Linked DNA regions of Mus musculus: region 1 is linked to region 2. A link is a loop called in an ENCODE intact Hi-C map of the cell type or tissue named here. Cell type or tissue: heart. All regions are shown on one strand.

Region 1 (5,000 bases), 55 kb after region 2:
GCCGCCTGCTTTCTCCGCAGCCTGGCCCTGAGGTCACTCGCTCACGGGCACGGGACCCTCATCGGGACGAGAGGTCCCCTTCCGCCACACACGCACGCACACACACACGCGGCCCCCCAAGGCCTGAGACCCGGGGGACACGGACACTGGTGGGTGGTTGGGTGTAATTAGCGCGGGCCCGCGCGCGACGGAGCAAGCGAAGGGAAAGGGGGGGAGAGGAGAGCGAGCAGGGGGGATGGTTAAAAAAAAATCGGGGAGAAGAGGGATCGGGCTATGGAGATGGGCCGACTGTCTGCCCGCCCTAGATGCCCCAGCTGCCGGGCCCCCGCCGCGGTCAGGAATTCACACAAAATGGCGGCACAGCCGGGACAAGCACGGAGGCTGAAGCCGGAGGAAGGGCGTGGAGGGAGGGGGTAGCGGAGAGGCCGGAGGAGCGTCACGTGGAGAAGGGCAGAGCCAGCCCGCCCGAAAGTCGGCGAAAAGAGCCGAAGCGGAAGGGCGAGGCGGAGGAGAGGGCACGGAAAGAGCCGAACACAGCTGAGATTAACGAGACTCTGAAAAAAGCCGGAAAGAGCCGAGGGAAGATCTAGGTCACTGCAGCAACGCGGAGCGGATCAGAGACCCACCTAAAGGACCAAGGGTGGTCGTGGGGGCGGGGCTAGGGAAGGCCGGGAGAGCCGGAAATAGCCGAAGCGCTTCGGGATGGGAGAAGCCCCCCCCTGGGGGGGGGCGAGGCGAGAGTCCGGAAAGAGCCGAAGTCAGGGAAGGGATCCCGGGAGGAGGCGGAAGTAGCCGAAATACATTGAGCGGAGCGAATAGGAATTAGCGAATAAGCTGAACGGGTGGGGCTAGAAAGGCGATTAATTAACTCAAGGGTAAATGACTTTCAGGAACTCGCCCCCAAAGCAAGCGAGAAGAGCCGAAAATTGCTAGTTTGAAGGAAGGCGGGAAGAGCCCAAAGTTTTAGGTGGGAGAATAATGGGAGGGGAAAAAATTTAACCGAAAGCCGGAGACCGGTCCCAGGAGTCGGTCGTTCCCGAAGAGGGGCTGGAGAAGAGGCGGCCCGGAGATGACGTCACTACATAACTCAGCCAGTGGCGTCATCCTTGGAGGCGAGAAGGGTGGTGCCAACTGTGAGGGCGAAGTGGAGATCTTGACCGGGTTCTTAAACCGCTAACAAAAGTATTTTGAAGTTTCACCTCCTACCCAAGTTGATATTCCTAGTTTGTAGATGGAGACTGAACGCGAAGGCTGGAAGCTTAACTGGCTTAAGACCGAGTGTTTGGAGTCAGGATATGCGGAAAAGTTGAAGTTAGCAGTGCTAGCCTCTAAGCATACACAAAACCCATAGCTTCATCCGCAGCACCTTATAGAATCAGTTGCGGTGGCCCCAGAAGCACTTAGTGTGAAGGCAGAAAAGTGAGAAACTCAAGATCCGCCTGACCCGCATGGTGGAAGAACCGACTCCCCAATGATAGCACATCCTCTAACCTCATGCAAGAATAAAGGGAAAGACGGGATCACGGGACAAGGCAGGGACAAGGAAGAAGAGAGTCGGAGCCCAGTGACAAGAGGAAAAAACAAAACATTTTTCTCCTGAAATGCAGGGGTGGGGTGTCATGAAATACAATGCAGCAAGGGTGGGCCCATGCAAAGGTATGCCCCTTAGATGTTACAGCTCGTCATCTGGTATAAAGAAATTTATTGGGGGGGGAAGGGACAGGAGTGAGGGTCTGGAGAAGGGGTAAAGGCAGACAGACTGGAGCAGAGCCATAAGAACAAAGGACAGTCAGAAAGGGGCACCAGGAACAGAAATGGGAAGAGAGAGATTTCAGAAAACACACACGGGAGGTGTGTGTGGGGGAGACAGGGAATTGGGTTTAGGGAGTCCTTTTGTCAGGAACACACACCTGCCAAACCTGGCAGCAGGAGGTGAAGACTAAAACCATCACTGGGTACCTGGATGCAGGTCAGCTGGATGTTCTGTATGCTAACATGGGGGCCTGGACACAAAACTCTTCTGAGAAACTTGTGAGCCACTTATCTCAGACTGGTTGCTAGAGCCTCCTGTCAGGATGCTATTCTTTTTTTTTTTTTTTTTTTTTTTTATTATAGTAAGTACACTGTAGCTATCCTCAGACAAACCAGGAGAGGGAGTCAGATCTTGTTATGGATGGTTGTGAGCCACCATGTGGTTGCTGGGATTTGAACTCTGGACCTTCGGAAGAGCAGTCAGGTGCTCTTACCCACTGAGCCATCTCACCAGCCCCAGGATGCAATTCTTAATCTAATTTCTTTTGGGCAACCCAAAGCCTTGTATTTGCTACACAAATTCTGAGACACATCCTCAGCCTCAGTTCCTAATTAATAGGGCTAGACTGAGCTAAATAGCTCTTGTCAAGAAAGAAGGGTGCGGCCGGGTGGTGGTGGGGCACACCTTTAATCCCAGCACTTGGGAGGCAGAGGCAGGCAGATTTCTGAGTTCGGGGCCAGCCTGGTCTACAAAGTGAGTTCCAGGACAGCCAGGGCTATACAGAGAAACCCTGTCTCAAAAAACCAAAAAAAAAAAAAAAAAAAGAAAGAAAGAAATAAGGGTGCGGGCTGGCAAGATGGCTCAGCGGGTAAGAGCACTGACTGCTCTTCCAATGAGTTCAAATCCCAGCAACCACATGGTGGCTCACAACCATCTGTAATGGGATCCAATGCCCTCTTCTGGTGTGTCTGAGTACTCATATAAATACATCGAAAGAAAGGAAGGACGGAAGGAAGGAAGGAAGGAAGGAAGGAAGAAAGAAAGAAAGAAAGAAAGAAAGAGAGAAAGAAAGGTAGGTGGTGGCACATGCCTTTAATCCTAGCACACCACAGGCAAAGGCTGGTGGATCTCTGTGTGGTTGAGGTTGAGGCCGGCCTGCTCTATAGAGAAAGTTCCAAGACAGCCAGAGCTGTTACACAGAGACCTGAGATCAGCCAGGGTCAGCTGGGTTCCACGTGGTAAAAGGAAGTGGTCATTGGTCTAGCTGGGCTAGATCGATAGATCTTTATCCCAGCAAGGTCATTTTTACTACTCAATGTGTTTTTGCCCAGGGCTAAATAGCAAGACTTTGTCTGAAACAAACAAGCAAAATTTTCCGTGGAAGCACTGTTTGAAACATCCCAGCTCAGCATGGTGGTATTCACCTTTATTTAGCCCAGTACTCAAGAGCAGAGGCAGCTAGATCTCTATGAGTTTGAGACCAGACTGGTTTACAGTTGCAAGACAGCCAGGGCCTTGTAGAGATCCATCACACCCTCCCTAGCAAAACGTTTTCCTAGGACATTACAGGTGACATGCTGGGCAGGTACTTCTGAGTCACATCCTCAGTACTTCAACTTGTTGGCTTTTTAAAGACAAGTGTCAAGTGGTGGGGGCACATGACTTTAGTCCCACCACTCACAAGGCACAGGCAGGCGGTCTCTGTGAGTTCAAGGCCAGCCTGGTCTGCAGAATGAGTTACAAGACAGCCGTCTACAGAGAAACCCTGTTTTCTGCAGGGAGGAGGGAACTGGGGGGGGGGACAGTATCATTTAGCATTTTGCCTTAAACTTTCTATAGAGCTAAGAATAACCCTGAACTCCTGACCCCCCCCCCATCTCCAATTTCTATGTGCTGGCAACAGAGATGTATCACCATACCTGACCTTTGCCATTTATTATTGGAGAAAAACAACAACAACAACAACAAAATGCCAGTAGACCTCCTCCCTGGATCTCCTTTTGCCTTGCTTTGTCCCTTGTATTCCCTCTTCTCTTCCCAAATTGGACTTTGCTATGCTACTGGAATAACCTGGAACTCCTAGGCTATTCTCTCTGATCTTCTAACTGAAGGTAAGACTGGAGGTGCCTATCACCATCCTCAATGCTCTCCCTATCTGGATATTTGACTGCCTCATGTAGACCAGGCTAGCCTTCGACTTCCTATATAGTGGAGGATGGCCTTGAACTTCTGAGCCTCCTGCCTCCACTTCTGGGGTACTGCGATTACAGTCAGACATCATCCCACCTAGGGCATCAAACCCAGAATTTCCTGTGTACCAAGCAAACTCTCTAACCAATCGAACTCTACCCCTGGGCTAACAAGGGTTTTCCTTTCTGGCTCTAAGGAGGGTTTTATTACATAACAGAAAGGATTCTACCAAGAAGATACCCTATTCCCTTTGAGTGAAGAAGGACCTGGTACTAGCCCCTGGAGCCATCTGGAAGAGAAAGGAACTCATCAGAACCTAGCAGTGCGGGTGCACACCTTTAATTCAGCACTGGGGAGGCAGAGACAGCTGCATCTCTGAGTTAGAGGCCAACCTGGTCAACAGAGCAAGTTTTAGGAGAGACAGTGTCTTGAAAAAAAGAGGAAAGAAAGCAATCAGGGAAAAAAGGCATTACACTAACTTGTCCCTGCTTCATGCAAACCAATTTCTCTTTCCCTCTCATTTTATAATTCAACCCAGCTTTTAGCAAAAAGGTACCAGGGAATAAAATCTAAACGGACAGATTCATCCTCTTCTGGGGGATGATGTCGCCCCCTTGAGGACCTTTGTGAAATTACTGACAAAAATTAACCAGTAGTTTTCAGTAATCAACTTTCTCCAGGGACCAGTATACCCTCCCTTAGGATCCTTTGTTTTGTTTTGCTTTGCTTTTTTGGTTTTTTTTTTCTTAAATTATTTTTTTTTTACTGTTAGTTACAGTGATGAGGGGTTTATTTCCAGGAACCAGACATTCATCATAAGTGATTACCTCATTAACAGGTAATGAAAGTCAGGCCTGGGGCAAAAGGTGAAAGTTCCAGAAACATTAAAGCAGCGCAATCAGGAGTTCAAAATCATCCTGCGGTGCACACGGCAACGTAGAGTTCAGCTGGACCGCATGAGAGCTCATCACAGAAAAGAAAGAAAGAGCGGAAGAGGTGGCTCAGCAGTCAAGAGCACTGACTGCTCTTCCAGAGGTCCTGAGTTCAACTCCAAGCA
Region 2 (5,000 bases):
GCACCAGTTCCACGTCCAGTTCCAACTGGCCCATGTAGAGACCTACTGCACAAGCCCAGAGCAGACTGGCAGCCAACACTGCCCCCACACCAGCGGCAGCACCAGCAAGCGACAGTTGCATGGGTCCCCGCAGCGCTGCCAGACCCACCGCATAGGAGGCTCCGCCCCACACCACGCACAGGCCACCCAGCAGGAAGAAGCCTGTGGAAGAAGGAGCAGTAGTCAATAGTTACAGGGTCCAGCGTATCCCAAGGGGCTGACAGGGTGACGGGTGGGGAGGATGAGTCAGTACGAGCACAGGGCGGGACAAGGCTTCTAACGTCAGCTAGTGAGAGGCTGGAGCAGTGCTAGCTAACGGAAGGCTTACTCGGGCTACTGCGACTGCCTCAAAATAACACGGGAAGGGGTGGGGTGGGGGGGGCAGTCCTGGAGAGATGGCTTCAAGGTTAAGAGTACTTGTTGCTCTTTCAGATGGCCTGAGTTCAGTTCCCAGAACCCACATGGTGGCTCACAACCATCTGTACCTCCAGTCCGAGGGGTTCTTGTGCTCTCTTCTGGCTTCATGGGTACCAGGCATGCACATGGTCTCCATATACACATATACACATAAAATAAAAATAAATCTCAAAAAAACAAAAAGGCTGGTGATGTAGTTCAGTGGTCGAGCCCCTGCCTAGAATCCCCCAGTGAGGGACTGGGGGCGTGGCTCAAAGGTAGAGCACTTGGCTAAAAAATTCCAGTGGAAGGATGGCGATGTGTAGCTCAGTGACACAGCACTTAACTAGTAGGCTGCTTTCCTTCCCGTTATAGCAATACATAAACAAACAAACAAACAAATAAAGGCAGACAAGGACTCAAATACATGAGACTTTGTAAAAGGAAGTATGTGAGACTTGGAGGAGAAATTCAATATCCAAAGGGGCTGGTCTGGGGTATAAACAAAGGTGTCCACATAAGTCAAGGCTACTTGGAAACTGTCTGGTGGACTCCTCACAATGCCGATGAAGGAGGTGTAAGAGGAGATGTAACTAGTGAGGCAAGAGAAAATGGAGGGAGTGCTCTCCTTTTCCAACTGTTAGGGTAGGAGGACTCAGAACTGGAGGAAAAGGGGGAGGGGCCCATTTCCCATAGGGATGGTCTGTACTCACCATAGGCAGCTTCCCGGCCCATGTCACTCTGCATGAAGGAGATGACCCCAATGCCGGATGACAGAAGTCCATTTCGGAACCAGGAGAGAAAAGCTGCGGGGAGTTGGGGGATGGAGCTCTGCATCAGCAAGCCCTGCTTCCTAGATCCCCTCTCACCCTATTCAGCCACAAGACAAAAGTATTCTAGATGCGGATCCCTTCCGGGAAGCCCCATGCAAGTCCCATTCCTTTACCCTTCTGTCCCAGACGTTCAAAATCTAGAGCACGAATTGAAGTTTGAGGATAGAAAGTCTTCCCAAGTCTTCCCTTGTGCATCCTGCGGTCTTCCCTCTCTCCCTCAGACCTCTGGGACAAACTTCTCCAGCCTGTCCCTTCCCCTGTGTGGTAACCGCTCCTACCTAGCATGGCCTCATCCTTGCGTCCACACCTCCCCACCACTCAAGTACCTGAGTGCTGCCAAAAGGCTGTTCCCACTACTAGCCCCATTCAACACCAGACCAGCTCCAATCTCTCAACTCATTGCCTCGTTTGAGATTCCTCCCTCTGCAGTCTAGATCACCTCTCCCTCCAATCAGCAGCCACCTTCTCTACCATTGGTTACACGCTGGTCCAATCCGGAACTTCCCCATCTTCTGCGGGTAGCCACACTCTTGTTTTATTCCAAGTGGTCCCCTCTGTCTGTAATCCTAACGGATACCCCTGTCTCAAGCAACTTGTTCCCTCCCAGCTGCCTCTGGAACGGTCTCTCACCTAGGCAGTGTGGTGCTGCCAACTACTTCTTCCTAACCGTAGCCTCCTCCCCACCCCCACTAATCCCTGCTGTACCCCTTTAGCCAGGACCCGAAAGATGGTGTCCTATGCGGCCAGGCTGCAAAATCTCCAACCCCCAACACCGGTTCCCTGCGCTCACATGAGGAAGCTGCCCCCGCTGAGCACAGGCCCTGTTCCCAGCAGATGCTTGCCTTACTCTGGCCACCCACTCCCACGTGCACATTGAAACCCCTCTCCTTGTAGCGCGAACGACCCCGGCCCCTGCCACTGACCTGTCTCATGTGCCTTGCGGAGGAGCCAAGCGTCCGCGCGATCCAGCTCGGACACTGGAGGCGGCGACGCTCCCGCGCGTGGCCCGTGGCCCGGGGCGAAGGACCCGCGCGCGCCCCCGCTGCGGGGCCGCTGAGGAGGCTGCAGAGACCCCCGGAAGCGCAGGCGGGCCAGGCGCGCGACCCGAGCCCACCACCAGCCGCCTCCCATGGCTCGCAATGGGGCCGCGACACCAGCTCCGCCCCACGGGCCTACTGTAGGCTGGAGGTCACATCACTCATGAGGAGCGACACAACCATTGGTGATCTGCCCGCAACTCTATCCCGGAACGCAATACCTATTGGTGTATCTGGCTGTGTCTCCACTTCAGTTATATGTGCCGGTAGTGTGTGACCCACCTTATTTTTATCATCAGACTACAAATCCCAGAGATCAATGTACGGCAGGCAGTTCGACCTGCAGAAGGGTGCGGCGGAATATCTGCTGGGACTTGTAGTTTCAAAAAAGTTAATGCTCTCAACAGCCAGGAAACAAAACTTGTACTAGTTGCTTAGACTAGTTGCAAAACTGTGGTGAACTCACGGAAACAACTACCAGTTACCTCACTAAAGAGGACACATAACTATTTTGTTGTATTCCTCTTCAGTTTTTCTTCTATGCAGATTTTAATAAGATGTCATTTCTGGAAATTCATTCCTGTCTTTACTTAGATTCTTTCCAAAACGTTATTACCGGTACTGGGACTCAAACTTAGTGAGAGTGGCCGAGAGAGTATTTAACAGAAGAGAGACTGCAGAGGAGAAGCAGAGGAGGGGACAGAAGCAACAGACTCAAGACCTGGCAAAGATCTTGATAGCAGCCACAGCCAAACCACGGGACACATAAGAAATGCCTAAAACAGATAGTCTCAGGAGAAGGAGATAAGAGGGAGGGGGCTAAAGATCAAAGGTGCCCCTCCCAAGCCCAGGGCAGCCCTAAAGGTGAAAGGGAACCCAACAACTTGTTTGTAGATAATAAAGTTGAACTTTCTGCCTTGCTAAAACCTGAAGGTAAAGTCTCCTCATCAGTTTATAAGTGACTTTCAGTGGCAACAGAAACAAAAGAAACAACCAAGACCTCTTAGGGGCCCTGAAAAGTTCGGACTATTGTGCCTCCTCTAAGAAGGCTTTACTTTGCTAACTACAGGTGACCTCCCTAGAGCCAGGGGACTCAGGGCCTTGGCATCAGACAATGGCCAATCTGTCACCAATTGCCAGAAGCCGACCCCCACCTTGTGTATACACCAGTGCAGCAATGGCCTCCTGGTTAAAGATGACGCCAGGGTGACTCATTACCAGCCTCTCTTCTTGAATGCCCCAGGATGACTTTTCAGCTGCCCTGCTGCCTGACCCTGACCTTGATCGGTGGGCCTCTGCATGACTGCTCAGATCATATGTGCAGAGCCACTCCGGACAGGAGTATCAACCCACAAAGCTGAACTGGTGGCAGCTCTGACCAAGGCGTTACAGCTGAGAAAAGACAAGAGACACAGATAGCCAGTGTGCCTTTGCTACTGCTGATATCTATGGGACTATTTATATAGAGAGAGGCCTTCTGGCGGCAGAAGGACAGACTAAACTCCGTCCCAGAGGGCAGTGAGACAGCCCAGTGAGTGACCCTAAAAATTGGGCTCCTCATGTCCTTGATTGCCCTAGACCCAGGAAACCTCATACTCTCTGATCAGACAGAAGATGTGATCTGAGCCAAAACCCTGTCCATGTCTCAGTGTCCTAAGAGATGATGGAGGACAGCTAGCTGATCACAAACTAATTGTACCAGAGAAAATGGGTATACGCATACTGAAAAAGATTCAATGTTCTTCACACATAGGATGCCAGAGAATGCAGGACTTAGTCTACCAGTCCCTCATCATAATTAAAGATGCCAGTCTGAAAACAGCTGAAATTGTTAAAAACTGTAAGGGCTGTCGATTGGCTAATATGGTTGCCAATGAGAAGAACCCTGGTATTCAGTACTGCAGCACCAAGCCAGGAGTCTATGAGGAAACGGACTTCATAGAGGTAAAACCAGGACAATTTGGATATAAACACACACACACACACACACACACACACACACACACACACACACACTCACACACACACACTCATATATACACACTCACACACACATACACTCACACACACATATACACACTCACACACACACTCACACATACACACACACACTCACACACATTCACACACACATACACACACTCACACACACATACATACACACATACACACACACGCACACACTTATTTGTATTTTGGTTTTTCAAGACAGGGTTTCTCTGTGTAGCCCTGGCTGTCCTGGAACTCACTCTGGAGACTAGGCTGGCCTCAAACTCAGAAATCCACCTGGGATTAAAGGCATGCACTACCACTGCCAGCCCTTTTTTTAAATCATAAACAAGACTATGCCTGTGTTAGGTTGTTCTGACAAGAATGCCTTCCTTACCCATCTGTCTTAGGTTGGTAAGGCTCTGTGCATAATCTTACCCAGCTTTGACTGCCAGCCTGTTAAACTAATGGCTCTGTCTGGGGTCCATTTTCAGTTTCAAGCCTTGTATTTTGGCTGCCAACATGCTGATGTTGTTAAAGGCGAGTTTTATCAAAATGAGAAGGAATAAAAGCATTTCCAGGACAAGAAGGGCTAACATGATCAAGTTACTATATATGCCATTCTTGAAGCTTGAACAAGATGGAAACACTGACCTTAAACCATGAATAACTTTACAGCAATAACCACAGCATCAAAACTTCTTTA

The links. A loop is a pair of places that touch in the nucleus more often than their neighbours do. Peaks named below come from ENCODE experiments on the same cell type or tissue, not always from the same donor. Only the 100,000 strongest peaks of a DNase experiment are listed, where the experiment ranks them.
Region 1: a loop joins it to region 2, with 3 times the contacts of the local background. A loop is called at or near these places in 18 of 42 quality-filtered maps.

What each region holds. Positions count from the first base shown.
Region 1 is chr7:16,395,669-16,400,668 of GRCm38, reverse strand. It overlaps a transcript of Zc3h4 not described here. Among named protein-coding and RNA genes, the nearest start is that of Zc3h4, 3.0 kb to the left of the region's middle. In heart, CTCF peaks have their summits at 2,143 (motif pointing right) and 4,555 (motif pointing left); DNase peaks (open chromatin) are centred at 648, 1,068, 1,358 and 1,858; H3K4me3 peaks cover 2,004 bases; H3K27ac peaks cover 2,052 bases.
Region 2 is chr7:16,450,362-16,455,361 of GRCm38, reverse strand. It overlaps Tmem160 (transmembrane protein 160), which reads right to left and starts at 2,583. Exons shown (of 3, transcript NM_026938.1): 1 at 2,192-2,583; 2 at 1,149-1,241; 3 at 1-201. The coding sequence starts at 2,399. In heart, no CTCF peak of the experiment used is centred here; DNase peaks (open chromatin) are centred at 1,781 and 2,471; H3K4me3 peaks cover 1,721 bases; H3K27ac peaks cover 1,513 bases.